Regions from separate parts of the Homo sapiens genome. Here region 2 is linked to region 1. Evidence: chromatin loops called from intact Hi-C (ENCODE). Cell type or tissue: GM12878. All regions are shown on one strand.

Region 1 (8,000 bases):
GGATCTCAATAGAATAGGAGGTGAGTAGGGGCTGGCGGGGAGGGGAAGTGAGGCAAATACTCATCCATAGGAATTAAGAGTACAGTGTTCTTTTTTTTTTTTTTTTCCCTTGGGGTGGGGGAAGTTGTTGTTTTGTAGAAGTTGTTGTTTTTGTAGAATGTCTGAAAGATAAAGAGATAGGAAACCAGATTGGGCAGGGGAAATCAGACAGTGATCCAGAGCTGATGCCTAGAACAGGAAAAGGAGAGGATAGCAGACCCGGCCTGGGAAATTCTCTGGCTGTAATTCACATCTGACAGAGCTTGGCCAACCCAATAGGAAGTTTTGGTGCCAAGCTGGCCTGTGAGGAGTCCACCACCAGCCAGGGCTGATTCTGGGTCCTGATGCTCCACCATGCTCAGTCATTGGCTGGGAGCTGCCTGGAAAGACCATAGCTCAGAGTGACACTGTGGCAGACACTGAAGGCGTTGTCCCTGGAGACTGTCACCTAACAGCACTCCTTGAGGCTGAGTGGCAAGTTGCTTTCCTGAGGGAGGCCTAAGCTGGTACCATAGCTGCCACTGGGTGGGGGTGAATTCTGGAGAATGAGTGGGTGAACACATAAAAAGAGAAGGGGAGAGAGAGAGACAATTTAATTTTTATCAGGAAATGACTATCATCTTTTTCTTTTATGAAAAATAACCACTAGGTGTGCAGATACCTGTGATACATTTAGTTGTAATTAATTAAGCAACAGGATCATATTCAATTTTAAGGGCCTAGAGAGTAGGGTTTGGGATTATTTTACATATCACCTGGGTCTAGAGCAGGGGTCAACAAACCATGGCCTGTGGACACAGACTGACCCACAGCCTGTTTTTTGTAAATAAAGTGTTATCAGAACACAGCCAGGAACATATTTTTCTATACTGTGTGTGGCTTCATTTGCACTACAATGGCAGAGTGGAATATGGTCCTAAAAGCCTGAAATATTTACATTGTATCTGACCTTTTATAGAAAAGATTTGCTGACTCCTTACCTAGTTTAATAGCTGCCCTCCAATTATCTCCTGTATGTGATTGGCCTGATGCCCAGCCTGAGGACAATTGCGCAATTAATTAGAAGCCTCTGAAAACTCCTTCTAGCCCAGTTGATCACCCATGTTGTTATAATGGTAGGGAGAGGGGTAGGGATAAGAGTAGGACACTTGGAACTTGATTTGCCACAATAGTCACTGCTTGAGTCTATGGCTTTAAGTCATAGTTAAAGTGATCATTAATTATATGTGAAAGGGTGACGTATTCAATTACTATTATTCTGCAGGTTTAGTTTATCAGATTAGCTACCAGGACTAAATTAGTGAGATTTGAGGATTGGGATATAGGTGGGGTGAGAAGCTGAGGTTTAGGCTTGATTCTTCAGGAGAGGACACTGGGATTCCAGGCTAGAAACCCATTAAGAGTGAGGAGACGAAATAGAGTAATCATTTCCTATGACAGTAAATTATGATGATGGGCAAATCCTTTCATTCAACAAATATTTACTGAGCATGTGCTATGTGCTGGGCCCTGCTCTAGGTGCTGGAGATGCAGCAGTGATCATAACACAATAATCTCTTTTCCTGACTTGTGCCTATGTCAACTTAATCTACAAGCAGCTTGTCTCCTGTGATCAACTGCCTATGGAAAAGATCAGGCTAAGAATGTCATTTAAAAAATGGCTTTCATTTCCAATAATCCCACAGTGAAACACAATAGCTTTGATAGATAATCCCACAGTGAGGCACATTAGCATTGATGGAAAAGTCAGGAAAAGGAGAATTTTTGTCTGTTTTGTTTACCTAGAGCAAGGCCTGGCACATAGTAGGTGCTCAATAACTTGTTGAATGAACACATAGCCACATCGTAATCTATTGACAGGCAATACAGAGGCATTTGCCTGCAATCCTGGTGCAACTTACAGTCCACTGAAAAGGACAGACAATAAGCAAAATAAATAAGAGAAATACATAAGATAGTGTATATAAAGTGATGATTACTAGGGAGAAAAAATAAAGCTGGGAAGTGGGATATGATGTACTTGTGTTTCGGGGTTGAAGGAAGCACTGACATTTTATGTGGTGCACCAAGGCATGACTCCTGAGAAATTGGATTAAAGAAGGCCAGGCACAGTGGCTCATGCCTGTAATCCCAGCACTTTGGGAGGCCGAGGTGGGTGGATCACCTGAGGTCAGGAGTTCGAGACCAGCCTGGCCAACATAGTGAAACCCTGTCTCTACTAAAAATACAAAAATTAGTCAGGTGTGATGGTGCACACCTGTAGTCTCAGTCACTGGGGAGGCTGAAGCAGGAGAATCACCTGAACCCAGGAGGCGGAGGGTGCAGTGAGCCAAGATCATGCCATTGCACTTCAGCCTGTGTGACAGAGTGAGACTCTATCTCAAAAATAACTACAACAAAAAAAAGTTGGAGTAAAGAGAAGTGGGTCTGTTTTTTCATGGGCCTCTCCATCAGCCTCTTCAACAAAACACACAAAAAATTAACAACAAAAAAAACGCCACAAAACATACAAAAAATTAACTTAAAAAACCCAAAACACACAAAAAATTAAAAAAAAAAAAAAAGAGAGAGAGAAGGCTGGGCACGTTGGCTCACACCTGTAATTCCAGCACTTTGGGAGGCCAGACTGGCGATCACCTGAGGTTGGGAGTTCGAGACCAGCCTGGCCAACATGGAGAAACCCCATCTCTACTAAAAATACAAAATTAGCCAGGCGTGGTGGCACATACGTGTAATCCCAGCCACCCGGGAGGTTGAGGCAGGCGAATCGCTCGAACCTGGGAGGCAGAGGTTGTGGTGAGCCGAGGTCATACCATTGCACTCCAGCTGGGCAACAAGAGTGAAACTCCGTCTCAAAAAAAAAAAAAAAAAAAAAAAAAGAGATTGCCACTTCAGACATGTTGTGCAAAAAGAAAATGTATAAAAAATGGGATGAATGCTGTATTTTTTTTAACCTGTGGCATCATCAGATATAAAATGCAAAGTAATAGCTTGGGAGATTTGTGAATGTCAAACTGATTAATTTCAGGCTTATCACTGCGTAGGCTATTGAACTTGCCTATTGGTTAAAACAAATTCTGGGTCTGCCCTTCTTAAAGGCTTTCAGGCATGAGTATAGGGTTCCTTACAGTGTTAAAGCTCTGCACAATAAAAGTCCTGGCTATAAATTTTGCTGTGCTTCCCGGCTAAATGGACACTTTGAGTGGAGACAGACTGGCGGGAGCTGAGGTAGTTATAGCTTTGATTGACTGCCCCTCTATCATTCCATCTTCCAAGAGCCTTGAGCAGAGTTGAGAGTATTGAGCATGTTGATTGGCTGCTGTTCAGAGATTGAGACAATGCAAGTGATGTCTAACCTTGGTCAGTTTGTAGGCAACACTACCATGATTTTGTGTGGTTAAGTCACGTGAGCATTAGGAAACGAAGGAATGAGGGAATGGGATGTTTGTTAATACATCTCTTGAGAGGTTAGTCCTCTCTGACTCATTTACTTCCCGGAAGTCGTGTAGGAGAGTCATTAATAGAAAATCACCTGTGAAAATTTGCTATTTGTACTCAATGTAACATCGAATGTGAAGGTCAATTGATAATATTTGCTTTGAATATCCCAGATTTGGGGTATCTCTACTGCTTTCTTTCTTTCTTTTTTTTTTTCTTTCCCTCTGGTGCTAAAAAAGCTCAAATGAATCTTGGCAAAAAAAAAAAAAAAGAAAACACCAAAAAAAAAAAAACTTTTTTTTTTTTTTTTTTTTTTTTTTAATCAACTGCAGATGTTGGAGACGAATTTTGTTGGATACTGTGGTTAGAACATAGCTCAGGTCCCCACAAGAGTCACATTTTCTAACTCCAGGGCTCCCCGTTTGAAAGTAATGAATATATAATTGAAATCAATAAGATTTTCTGGCCGTGAGATCTTTAAAAATTATTATTCAGTCTCTTGTTAGTTTTTCATCAACTTTCATTTGATATGTTTTTATTTACTTTGATGCTGGTAAAACTCTCCTAATGCTGTAATTATAGGAGTAAGACTGAATATGTTTTGCTAAACATCTGTGAGGAAAATGCAGTGTTTGATTTGTTTCTTTTTTAATTTGCAGTTTGGAAGAGGTTGATTAATCCACTGGTAGAGTCATCTGTTCCATCTTAAGTTACACCCATTAGAGGTTGTTATAAATCCATCTGTGTAGTAAACTGAGATTTCTGGAGACTAAACGACTTCATGGATCTGTAACTCTATTAAACAATATAGTTTCACTCCTTAGTTAGGATTATTCTAAATCATGCACTAGGACCACATTTTGAATATCTTTTTGTGAACAGAAATTTTATTTGCTTGTTGGTTTCATGACTTGAGTCATACTAGTCACCTTCTGTCATCTTGGCTTGTGGTACCATATTGAGTCAGAATTTTAGTATTCATTAAAAAAATTCAAATATTTGGTTTTCTTAAATCATATTTGGAAACGTTTTGGTTCCCCTGTCATCTGAAGGACTATCTCCAGGGAGAAAGTGTGTGTGGAGTCACATGTGCTCACCCATATCACATCCTTTTCTGTTGCTGTTGTGCACATGGAGCTGTACAGCAACCTCAGAAGGCCAGCAATTTGCTAGTGAAACCAAGCTAAGGGACAGTCATCTTAGAAAGTCCCCAAGGGAATTTTTCAGTGTCATCTTAAGTTTTCAAAGGCATGTGCCTGAGGCACAAATGGATAAAATAAAAACCAGAATTTTAGAACTTCAAAATTTTCAATTTGTCCCACGTATTGTAAGATATATAAAAAGAAAAAAAGAAAATGGAACTCGATTCACAGCTTTACGTGATTATAAGTTCAAAATAGTTGGTATCTCTAAAGAGTTGAAAAGTAAAATGAAAATAAACCTAGAGCGAGGAGACTAAGCTGCATGAGCACCAAAAGAGAGCTTTAGTGTTACCTGGGAGAATAGAAACGTTCTATTGACTGTTCACCATTGTATTTATTCCCAATGTCTTGTGGGTGTTAAAATTGGGAGCTAGGGCCAGGCGTGGTGGCTCATGCCTGTAATCCCAGCACTTTGGGAGGCCGAGGTGGGCGGATCACGAGGTCAGGAGTTTGAGACCATCCTGGCTGACACAGTGAAACCCCGTCTCTAGTAAAAATACAAAAAATTGGCCGGACGTGGTGGCAGGTGCCTGTAGTCCCAGCTACTCGGGAGGCTGAGGCAGGAGAATGGCGTGAACCCAGGAGGCGGAGCTTGCAGTGAGCCAAGATCGGGCCACGGCACTCCAGCCTGTGCGACAGAGCGAGACTCCGTGTCAAAAATAATGATGATAATAATAATAATAATAGGAAGCTTGATTAAATTTACATCGCATTACAAGACATTTTCATCTCCATGCATATGATGAGTGCAATGAGATTTTACTAATTTCTTTTTTTTTTTTTTGAGTCAGAGTCTCTCGTTCTGTCTCCCAGGACGTAGAGACACTGACTATACGGGCCAAAATATTTCTTGATCAAAAATGTTATGGGATCTGGCATCCAGATTTAGCTGGTTCTACTAAATCTCCAGTTTGATAAACGTATCAACATTTTTTTGTTTAAGTTTATTTTAAATCCCTGTTAGTTTTAAACTCCTAGGTAAATTTAATACAACTGGAAATATTGTAGGCTATTTTTGTAGCATTTATTATGAACATGATATTTTTAAAAAGGGTCTTTTACACATAAACATATCTTAACCTGAAATTTGGAGGTTTATTATTTATGTAGATTTATAAAATTTATTCAATAGCAAGAAAGAGTAAAAAACAAAATCAAGTAGAAAAAATAAATGTACAATTGTGACAATTGTACTGTAAATGAATTCCTTACGCAGATGCGTTTTTTTTAAGTAGGTGAAACTTTAGAATAGTGATAAGACTTCGCTTTTTCCTGAGACTAGTATACTTATCATAGGTGCCCAGAAACAAACTCTAACTATAAAATACCTCTTGGAGCATGGTATAATCAGAAATGTCAGTTTTTGCAGACTTCTTCAGTTTTCAAATATTTACACCTGGTATTAAAATTAATTACATTAGGCTGGGTGCGGTGGCTCATGCTTGTAATCCCAGCACTTTGGGGAAGCCGAGGTGGGCAGATCACCTGAGGCCAGAAGTTCAAGACCAGCCTGGCAAACATGGTGAAACCCCATCTCTACTAATGTAAAGTACAAAAAATTAGCCGGGCGTGGTGGCAGGTGCTGTAATCCCAGCTACTTGGGAGGCTGAGGTAGAAGAATCCCTTGAATCGGAGAGGTGGAGGTTTCAGTGAGCTGAGTTGGCACCACTACACAACAGCCTGGGTGACTCCATCTCAAAAGGATAAAATAAAATAAAAATTAAAAAAAAATAAATTACACTTTAGAAATAGATGTATCCCTATCTTCCATCTTGCAACCACCTGCAGGATACAAAAGTAGCAAACTATTAGGTATCAAGCCAAAGATCCCCACGGGGCTCAGGAAAATGGCGTTTGGTTGACTGGAGAGAAAGAATGAGTGACACAGAAGAGGACTTTAGAAAGTAGCCCTTAGGGTCACTCAGCTGATTTCAGGACGTTGCTCAATGGGCATTGTTCATGACCATCTTTAAAAATGGCTTCGCTTGAGTGAACTCAAAGAAATGAAGGGCATGTGAGTTAATCCAAATGCATATCTTTGTTAACTGAGGGTCGACTCCAGAGGACAACTAATGTACTCACTTCGGAGGTCAATGTGTAGCTTCTAAATTTCAGTCCAATTAAGTCAACGTAGTTTGTACACGGCATTCTCCTGCAGGCTGGAGCTGGTGATTCATAGGCCCCTCAGCTGTTGTCAACAGCATTGGCTTTAAGGGCTCTGACAAATGACATTAGAAAATACATTCAGTGCTTGAGTCAGGGTGCCTGATGAAAACAGTATGTAGCATCTTTAATGTCCCTCAAAATACCACATCATTTCATTATTAAATTTCTGTGTCCCAAATTGGACCTGTTGAAAGGGCTCTTGAGCAATCCCAGTCTTTTTTTACCACTTCTCAAATGGACAAAACTTTTCTATAAAAATATTTGGTCTGCTTTCTACTGTCACTTCTGAATTTAATTGGCTGTTGGGGTTTGCCTCCAGCTGTCATTTTTGGAGCACAGTTGTAGAACTAAACTCTTAAATAGTTGGGTCAGGGGTCTAAGTCATCTAAAATGGATCTTTAAGACCATGGGATTGAAGTTTTGTCTTTGTACCTCCGGTGTTCTGGAGAGAAGTAGAAGAAAGGAAAAGAGATAAGGACATGGAAGTCTCCAGGCCAAGCCCATCAAGGCACGAAAGTGTGCAGGTACCAAATGGACGCAGTTTGAATAGGACTGAAAGACAAATGTTACAACACTGAAGTGGGCTCTCCAGAAAGCCTGATGGCTGAAAATATCCAACAGTTAAGAGAACCATCTGGATTTGAAGTTGAAGTGTAGCCTGGACTTCAAGAGAAGCTTTAAAAAAGGTATTTCTGGTAAACCTGGGGTGAAATGTTAGTGAAGACAGGGGAGAAGATCTCATGATTTGGTGGCAATATGTAAGAAACTGCAGTTTCTTACATATTGTGTTTGGTAAACCTTTCATTTTAAAGCTTTTGCAATTAGACTTTATGAGACACTTGGAGATCAAAAGACAGGGACATTCTGTATAAAGAGCATGACATAAGAAGACATGGATTTCAACATCACAGTATCATACTTACTCAACCCCTGACTTCGGGTAAGTCATTGAAAAGTTTTAGGCCTTATTTTTTTTTAGAGATAAAAAATAACCCATAAAGTCTCTTCTAGTTCCACATTTTAAATTTTTTCTTGTATTTTTTCTGACTTCCTTTGCCTATTCCTATTCAAATAAGGAAATGCAGAGCAAACCTGAGTGGGTGAGAAAGAGATCCTCTTACTAACCCCTTCTCCCTGTCTTCACAATTCCTAACA
Region 2 (8,000 bases), 170 kb before region 1:
CCTAACACTTGATGCTAGAAGAGCAGGAAGTAAACAAGAGTGAAGAGAGGAAACTGAAATTACTCAATTGTCCACGAAGCTTAAGGAGCCATTTTACATAGTCCAATTAAGTAGCCCCTCATCACTCTCATTCATTTAATCATTTCATGGCAGACTATTCAGAATCTGCATCCCAAAGGTAACTTGTTTCTGCCCGTGATCCACCAAAATTAACTGAGCAGCTGCTTTATGCTGAAGCCCTGGGCTGGGAGCTAGTCTTGATGGTACAGTAGCTCCTTCAGGTTAACGAATTGAACTGTCACTAAAGGAAAAGAAAGGTGGCAACGGATAAACTTGTTTGCAGTTGGTTTACACATTTTCTCCAGTGACCATTCTGGGAAAGAAAGAAAGGTGCAACTATTAGCACAAATTTGGTAGAACAGGACTTTCTAACTCCGCCCTCTTTTAATTCACTGCAACTTCCCTTGAAGAATTTTCTAGGTTATGACCTCCATAGATGGTTCTTCCCAGGGCTGAATTTTCTCTGAGGAAAATCCTCTCATCTAGTTAGAGTTCATAGGAGAGGACATATTTTTTTAAAACAGGAAACAGAACATCAAAACTTTTCAAAGTTTTATGTGTCTAATCAAAGCAGTGGAACAAATCTTTTCTTAATCAAAATTATACTTTAACAGTCAGAGACCCTAGTAGATTTTACATGTTCAAAAACTAACAATTCTTCTGATACCAAGAACATATGTGAAACATACAAGTTATGTTTCACATAATACAGAAGCAAAGGGCTCAAAATGGGCCTTACTCTTTCATCGTGGCCTTTTGTAAAAATTGCGACAGTGGACCAGTGGGATTTCTGGCAGGAAAGAAGTCCCATCAGAGGCTGGCTTTTTTTTTTTTAAGGCCTTGCTTATGCAGAAAATTCTTGCTTTTTCCATTATGTGGTGTCTGGGGACGGTGGGAAGAGGAAGGCTTCTTTCTATACTTGTAGAGCACTGTAATTTAAAATGAGTCATGCAAAACACAAATGAAAATGTTAACCTCTGAGATGGGGGTCAGCAAATTTTATTCCCGCTTAGATCCAGTCTTCTCTGGCCAACTTGACTAAATACAAACCAGGGGCTTTCCCTGGATAGTCACGCTCCAACTTACCCAGACACTGAGGGCCAAGTTCAAAAGAAGGCAAGCTCAAGAAGGAGGCCTCTAGAATTAAGAAATCCTTGGCCATGGCTCAGTTCATGGACAGGCCTTGGGCTATCCCGTTCAACTCAGCATACCTCCCATTTCACAGGTGTGAATTTCCACCTCCCATCACAGCTCTTGGGGATACCCTAACTCCTTAGACGGGTAGAATGATCTGTCCTGGTGGCAAGCCATATCACAGTAGCTGACACAGTCTCCTGGGTCCAGCCTGGGAAAGCATTTGAGTTCCTATCTACCCATGGAAGGCCTCTCTTCTGGGGCTTACTGCCTTGCCTCACTGGAAGTCGTGCTTCCAATAAAATCATTAAACCCAGGTTGATGATATAATGGAAGCACCCAGCAACTAGGACTTTTCTTTTGGCTTCATACATTATGACTATGGTGTGAAGTTTGACCACCGTGTATTCTCTGACCAAGATTCAACTTGAGGCCACATGAAAAACTTCAGACACTTGATCCATGTTCTAGCCCCAAAACCTCTAAGTCAGAGCTGTTTCTTTCCTCTATGCAAAGATTAACTTTTTGCCTAACCCATCAATTAAAACACAAACATTTTTCTAGGTTGGAATTGCTATAAGGAGTACAACTCCATATTCTCAAACTAACACTATTCAAATAGCACAACACTTTTGCCTAAATGGAATGAGGGCATTGCTTTAACCTGTGATACTTCGTATTCTTCCCTTTTTATTTCAAGTAAACTTTGAAAGAAGTTGATGCATTTTATCCAAATGTGTGTGCAAATTGTCATAAATAAGTCTCTGATTTGATACATGCTTCTAGTACATGATTTTGACAGAAATGAGATATTGGCCAATCAAGCATTTTTAATATCTATAAGATTCTTAAATTAGTTTGAAGGTAACTGGTGTATGGGTAAAGATCACAGAAATGTGAGATTGTATTTAAAAGTCTACAATTTACAGGCAACTACTTGCTAAGATTTAGTTAATACCACTAGAGGTTCCTTTCCTCCTGCAACTCGTCTTGAGGGTGGTACAGTGTGGTGCTGGGAAGCACCCATCCTGAAGTGAGAGAGGCTGCATGCAAAGACCAGCTCTTTACCAGCTACTAGTGTTGGACTCTGGGCAAGTTTCTTTTTCTTTCTAAGCCTCAACCTGCAAATAGCACTAAGTGGACTAAGTGAGATTAGGTAGGTAGAGCACACAGCACATGGTGCCTGGAACAAAGCAAATGTTCAATGCTTGCCTGCAATTGTGTTAGTAAGGAGTCACATTAAAGAAATTTCAAATTTTTCATCTCAGAGGTAAAACATTTCATCTTGCATGTATTTAAGAAAAGGAAAATGTAGCATCTCAATGTAATGAACTAAAAACAGTACTGTAAAAAAAAAAAAAACAAAAAAAATTGTAACCACCACCTTTTCAGCAAATCAAAAATGCAGGTAATTATTCAACTACATGCCCAGAATAAAGTAACAAAATTAATCGAACATGCACTGGGGTTTTACTAAAACTATTAAGTATCAACTCTTCTTTTTAAACCTTATAAACAAAAGATTTTTTTTCCTCTCATTTTAGGAGGCCTTAATTACTATTAACTAGTAGTCATCAGTATTATTAATAGTTACTATAACTATTGACCCCCACCAGGACCATTTCCTTCTCTTAGGAAATTATACATTAAATGTGAGACAATATAATGTGAAGATTACTAACTACAATTGCTAAGTTATAATTTAAAACATTTCAATATGTGAACTAAACAGCATTTGGTGCTGGTGAAAGATGGTCCCTTAGGAGTCCACTGAATCAAGAGACTCGTCATCATCTAAGCAAAACCCTCACTAGAAAATAGAATGAGTGGGGTTGCCTGGGAAGTGGAGAGTGACAGTGGTTTTGTATTTTGGAAAAAGATCACTGTGAAACTCACCTCATCCTTCTCTTCTAGAATATATGAAAGGCAACTGGTCTCACAGCTAGACTATAACAAAACCAGGAAGGAAAGAAGAAAGGAAGGAAGGAAAAAATATTTTCATTCTTAAAGAACATAATTACCCAAAATATTAAAGGCATGTAACAACTAGATTGGCATTCACCGAAAGCAGTTATGGGGATAAAAAACAGTTACAGTGACAATTCACTTATTTGGGGTAGGCAAAGAGGTCTCAGAGTCTGCTGCAGACTCAGGTTCCTGGCAAAGAAAACAAGAGTAAACATTTTTTGCATCTTGTCAAAGTTTTCCTTATTGAGGGCCAAAGTTAGATGATTCCAATCACAGAAGGGCTGGAGAGATGTGGTCTGACAAGAACTGGAGTTTCAGTTAAACAACTGTGAATTTTATGCTCCAATATGTTTAAACTTCCTCTAAATGTTAAAGCTGACCAGGTTTCTCAAGTTTCCCCTAAGGGGAAGATTAGACCACAAGTGACAGTTACAATATAACTGTACACATAATGCCAATCCAAACAATGAAGGCTAGTGAAGTAGAAAGAGCTGGCTTTCAATCCTTTCTCTAAAGCTGCTTTTAGTAGAACAGTACACTCAATTATAAAGGCAGATTTGTACAGTGTACCCAATAATGGCTTTTCTATATGATGGTTTAAATATAACATTTACTACATATCATATACGAATACATATTATATACAAATATATATTTATACATAAACATTTATATATAAGTAATATATATATAAAAGTTGAATATTATATAAATCTATAATGTTATCTACAACATTAAGAAGCACAAGCCAAGTGAGGGCTACACTGAAAGTTAAAATTTTAGCCAGTTAAGAGCCACAGTTTCCAACATGCAGGAGGAATGAACTGCCCTTTAAAAGTAATCACCTCTTTCCAGCCTGCGGTTCTGATGAGGTTCTTTTGCTGTAAGGAATAGTAACTCACACATCTGCTTTATTCTTTTCAGTTGTTCTTGTGTCTGTTTCCTGAGAGGAAAAATCTGCTTGTTTAACTCACTTTGTCATATCAGACCGCATCACACGTCACTGGCAAGCCAGGGAGTCATCTGCCTTTGGCTCCGGGGTGCCTTGTGGCTGGTCGGAAGTCAGCAGCATCAAGCAGTGTGAACATTAACCCCCGGCGCCCCTTTCGCTGTATTGCACAGTTGCTTAAGAGCATTGGGTCAACAGTCAGACTGTTTGGGGTCAAATCCCAGCTCCTCCACTAGCTGTGTGACCTTGGGCCATCTCTAACTAAACTTGTTTATCTTTAAAACAGGTATAATAAGGCCAGTGTCACAGAGTTCTTAGGAAAAGTAACAAGTCAATGGAATAAAAGGTTAGTGCAGTACCTGAAAAATAATGCGTGTGTTGAACACACAAATATATGTATATGGTCAATTTTATATGTATATATGTATGTGTATATACGTACATACATATGTTAATGTCTGTATTTCTTTAAAGTAGTCATATATAGTAAACATTTTCCCTGTATTATTTTTATTCTTTCTTTGTTGCCTATCTTTTGGAATATATATTTCTAGGTGTTTAGAAGATACATACTTTATAGTTTTATTATTTTGATAATTACTGAAGTTAACCAAAATGAATTAAGTTTAAATTTACACCTTTTTAAATTATAAAGCTTAACAATAAAAAGGCAACCTTTAGGTACTCCCACGTGAACAAGAGGTTTAGTGTATCTTTCCTGAGCTCCTGCTTATCAACGAATGCCTCTCAATTGCCTTTCCACATAACATATAAGGAGGAAGCTCAGTAAGTTCTTAAGTCACCATCTTTTCTCCTCAAAACTCTACTAAAATCAATGCACTATTTTTTTTTTTTTTTGGCATTTATTGCTAGAAAGGAGAAGAAAAACAACTTTGTTCCCTGGTAGCTAATATCTTGCCAGATATTTTGGCAAGGTACTTTAACATTATTCTTAAATAGAAATGCCCAAACATATTTTTCATTGATTTCACATGAAAAATACGGCAACACTTTCAAATCTGCACACGTGCATGAAAACTTCTTATAATGATGTTGTTCTATTTCACTTGGTTCCCTGTTTATCAACACTTGTAATTCTCCTGTTAGATATTCTCTCTATATATCTTCTCCCTCATTTTATGTTTTTATCCTTTGGATTCCAAAGAGCTTTATCTTGTTTCTCCTTCAAAACACAGACTTTATTTTCAGCTCATTACCCCCTTACACATGAATTTTAATATGCTATTACATTTTTAACTTAGTCTTTTTTTTATTGTTTCACTCCGATTTCATCCCATCTTACTGTCTTTTCATCTCATAACCGCCTGACTACTTTCTGTCCCTTTCATGAGGGACAGAAATAAATCATAATACTAAGTGGAAATACTATAACAGAAATAAATTATAATCAATCAGTTCTGGAGGTCTACTCTTCTTTCAAATCTCCAGTATGATCTCCCTTTTTCTTTTATAGATGGACATGGTTCAGTAGGCTCGGTTAGGTTTTTCCTGTTTATCACTAAACAAGGAAAGACCTACCCATGCCTGGTGACTGCTCTGAGCTAAGGGATCCACTTGGGTGCTAGTTATTTGGCAGTCTGAGATGAAAAGGCCAGTTCCAAGGTGGTTTTCATTTCAACATGGTTTTGGTTAGCCTGAGAGAAAAATCTCCTGCGTTCACCGCCTGACTTTCTGATGCTCTGAGTGATGGAGAGCCTGTAATACTCAAAACCCTCAGTGAACACAGGTCTTTCTAACTCTACCCCACCTTCAGCACTTTATTTTCATGGATCAGGATTCTCAGAATATAACAGTAATAGCCCCTAACTTACCATTCCAGCTCTCTCTGGTTATTTTCTAAGTTGTGACCTCCTACTGATTAGAAAGGCTCTGTCGGAGAGGACAAGGAAGAGGGGGGAAGAGCATTCCTGAGGACAGTTCCCTGGGCCCTTTCTGAATTATGGACAGAGTTAGGGAAGAGATGGGTCTGCCCTGCTACTTTTAGGTAGTCAAAACTTATCCTATATTTTTTAACCCCGGTTCTGTTGAGTTTACAGTAGGCATTTCTTCCCACTAATTCTAGTTTTATGTGTTAAGAATATTTTTTTTTTTCTTCCTATCTTCTTAGGAATTGTACTGAGAAGAGGCTCTCTCGGAGACTCTCAAGAAGCTGTGTCAGGACTACCAGTCAGAGGCCTTTTTAACTCAGAAAACATTTAAAGTTTTTTTTTTTTTTTTCAATGGGAAAATAAGTAAATAAGTAAAATTTCTCAACTTCGCATTCGAGAAGTTCTGCTGGCACTCACTACCTTTGAGAGACTATCTCTGGGCAATGTCACACTGTCCTATTAGACATCTGAAAATAAAATTCACCTGTGCCTTTCCCTTACCCCCTCAATCACCCCTCTGCCCTTGGAATTCAGGTAACAGAAACACAAATGTTATAAATTTGGCAGTGGCCAACTTTCCTGAGAAATATGGTTTGGCATTCAAAGGAATTTGGCAATTTGTACTCAGTCTTTTTAAATGGCATTTACTGCTAACCTTGACATAATTCAGGTACAAGACTTCAGATTCATCTGAATCAACTTCAGGTTTCTTGTTTTTATGGACTTCAAGCAGCTGCTATCCACAGACCAAAACACACAATTCTTATGCTGGATACCCTCAAGTTTTTGGCTTTTAAGCAAGTAATAACTCCAGTCTGTGCTCCATTTTAATCAAAATGATATAATTATGAGTCTGAAATAAGAAAACTTGAAACTCAGGGAAACATTTAAAGCAGACATTTAACTTCTTCAAAAACAACAGAAACGAAGGTAAATCTATTTATCAAGGTTATAAAACTTTTGAGTTATCTGATCATGGTGTATTTCTTCCTGAGAAAAATTGCATTTACATGCACATACCCAAAACTTTGTCTTAGCTTCATGGCCTTATCCGTCTCTTTGTAATTCAATCCTTTCAAATATTTACCAGACATAAGAAAATGTTGTAAGTCACATATAAATTGGAGGTAAATTTCTGGAGTTGCATGAATGTAATAGCTAGTGAAACCTAACAGATAAAGCAGACATAATTGAAGACCACCCAAAAAGCAAAATTCAGTTACCGATCACTTCACAAGAGACTGCTTAAGGAGATCCTCATGACTGCCTGCCTTGCCCAAAATGTTCTTGAATCTTATCAATGTGCCATCACTATGATATTTTTTAATATGATCACTTTTTAAATATTTACACAATCACATGACCTTCAGTTTTTAAATCTCAAAAACGGTTATAGGGCCAGGCGTGGTGGCTCATGCCTGCAATCCCAGCACTTTGGGAGGCCGAGGTGGGCGGATCACAAGGTCAAGAGATCGAGACCATCCTGGCTAACACAGTGAAACCCCGTCTCTACAAAAAATACAAAAAATTAGACGGGCGTGGTGGCAGGTGCCTGTAGTCCCAGCTACTCGGGAGGCTGAGACAGGAGAATGGCGTGAACCCAGGAGGCGGAGCTTGCAGTGAGCCGAGATCGTGCCACTGCTCTCCAGCCCGGGCGACAGAGCGAGACTCCATCTCAAAAAAACAAACAAACAAACAAAAAAAGGTTATAATATGCCATCTTTGCAGGGTGGTTGTGAGCGTCAAATGAAAAATGTCTATAAAATGCCTGGCAGGGCCAGCGTGGTGGCTCGCGCTGGTAATCCCACCAGTTTAGGAGGCCGAGGTGGGTGGATCACCTGAGGTTAGGAGTTCGAGACCAGCCTGACCAATATGGTGAAACCCTGTCTCTACTAAAAATACAAAAATTAGCCAGGCGTGGCAGCATGTGCCTGTAGTCCCAGCTACTTGGGAGGCTGTGGCTGGAGAACTGCTTGAACCCAGGAGGCAGAGGTTGCAGT

The links. Peaks named below come from ENCODE experiments on the same cell type or tissue, not always from the same donor. Only the 100,000 strongest peaks of a DNase experiment are listed, where the experiment ranks them.
Region 2: it touches region 1 in a loop (3.0-fold over the local background); 2 of 110 quality-filtered maps call a loop at or near these places.

The regions. Positions count from the first base shown.
Region 1 is chr5:68,067,294-68,075,293 of GRCh38, reverse strand. No RefSeq gene overlaps it. Among named protein-coding and RNA genes, the nearest start is that of LINC02219, 120 kb to the left of the region's middle. In GM12878, no CTCF peak of the experiment used is centred here; a DNase peak (open chromatin) is centred at 4,553; H3K27ac peaks cover 632 bases.
Region 2 is chr5:68,235,945-68,243,944 of GRCh38, reverse strand. All of the region lies in intron 2 of PIK3R1 (phosphoinositide-3-kinase regulatory subunit 1), which reads right to left. Among named protein-coding and RNA genes, the nearest start is that of PIK3R1, 24 kb to the right of the region's middle. In GM12878, no CTCF peak of the experiment used is centred here; DNase peaks (open chromatin) are centred at 3,590 and 4,189; H3K27ac peaks cover 463 bases.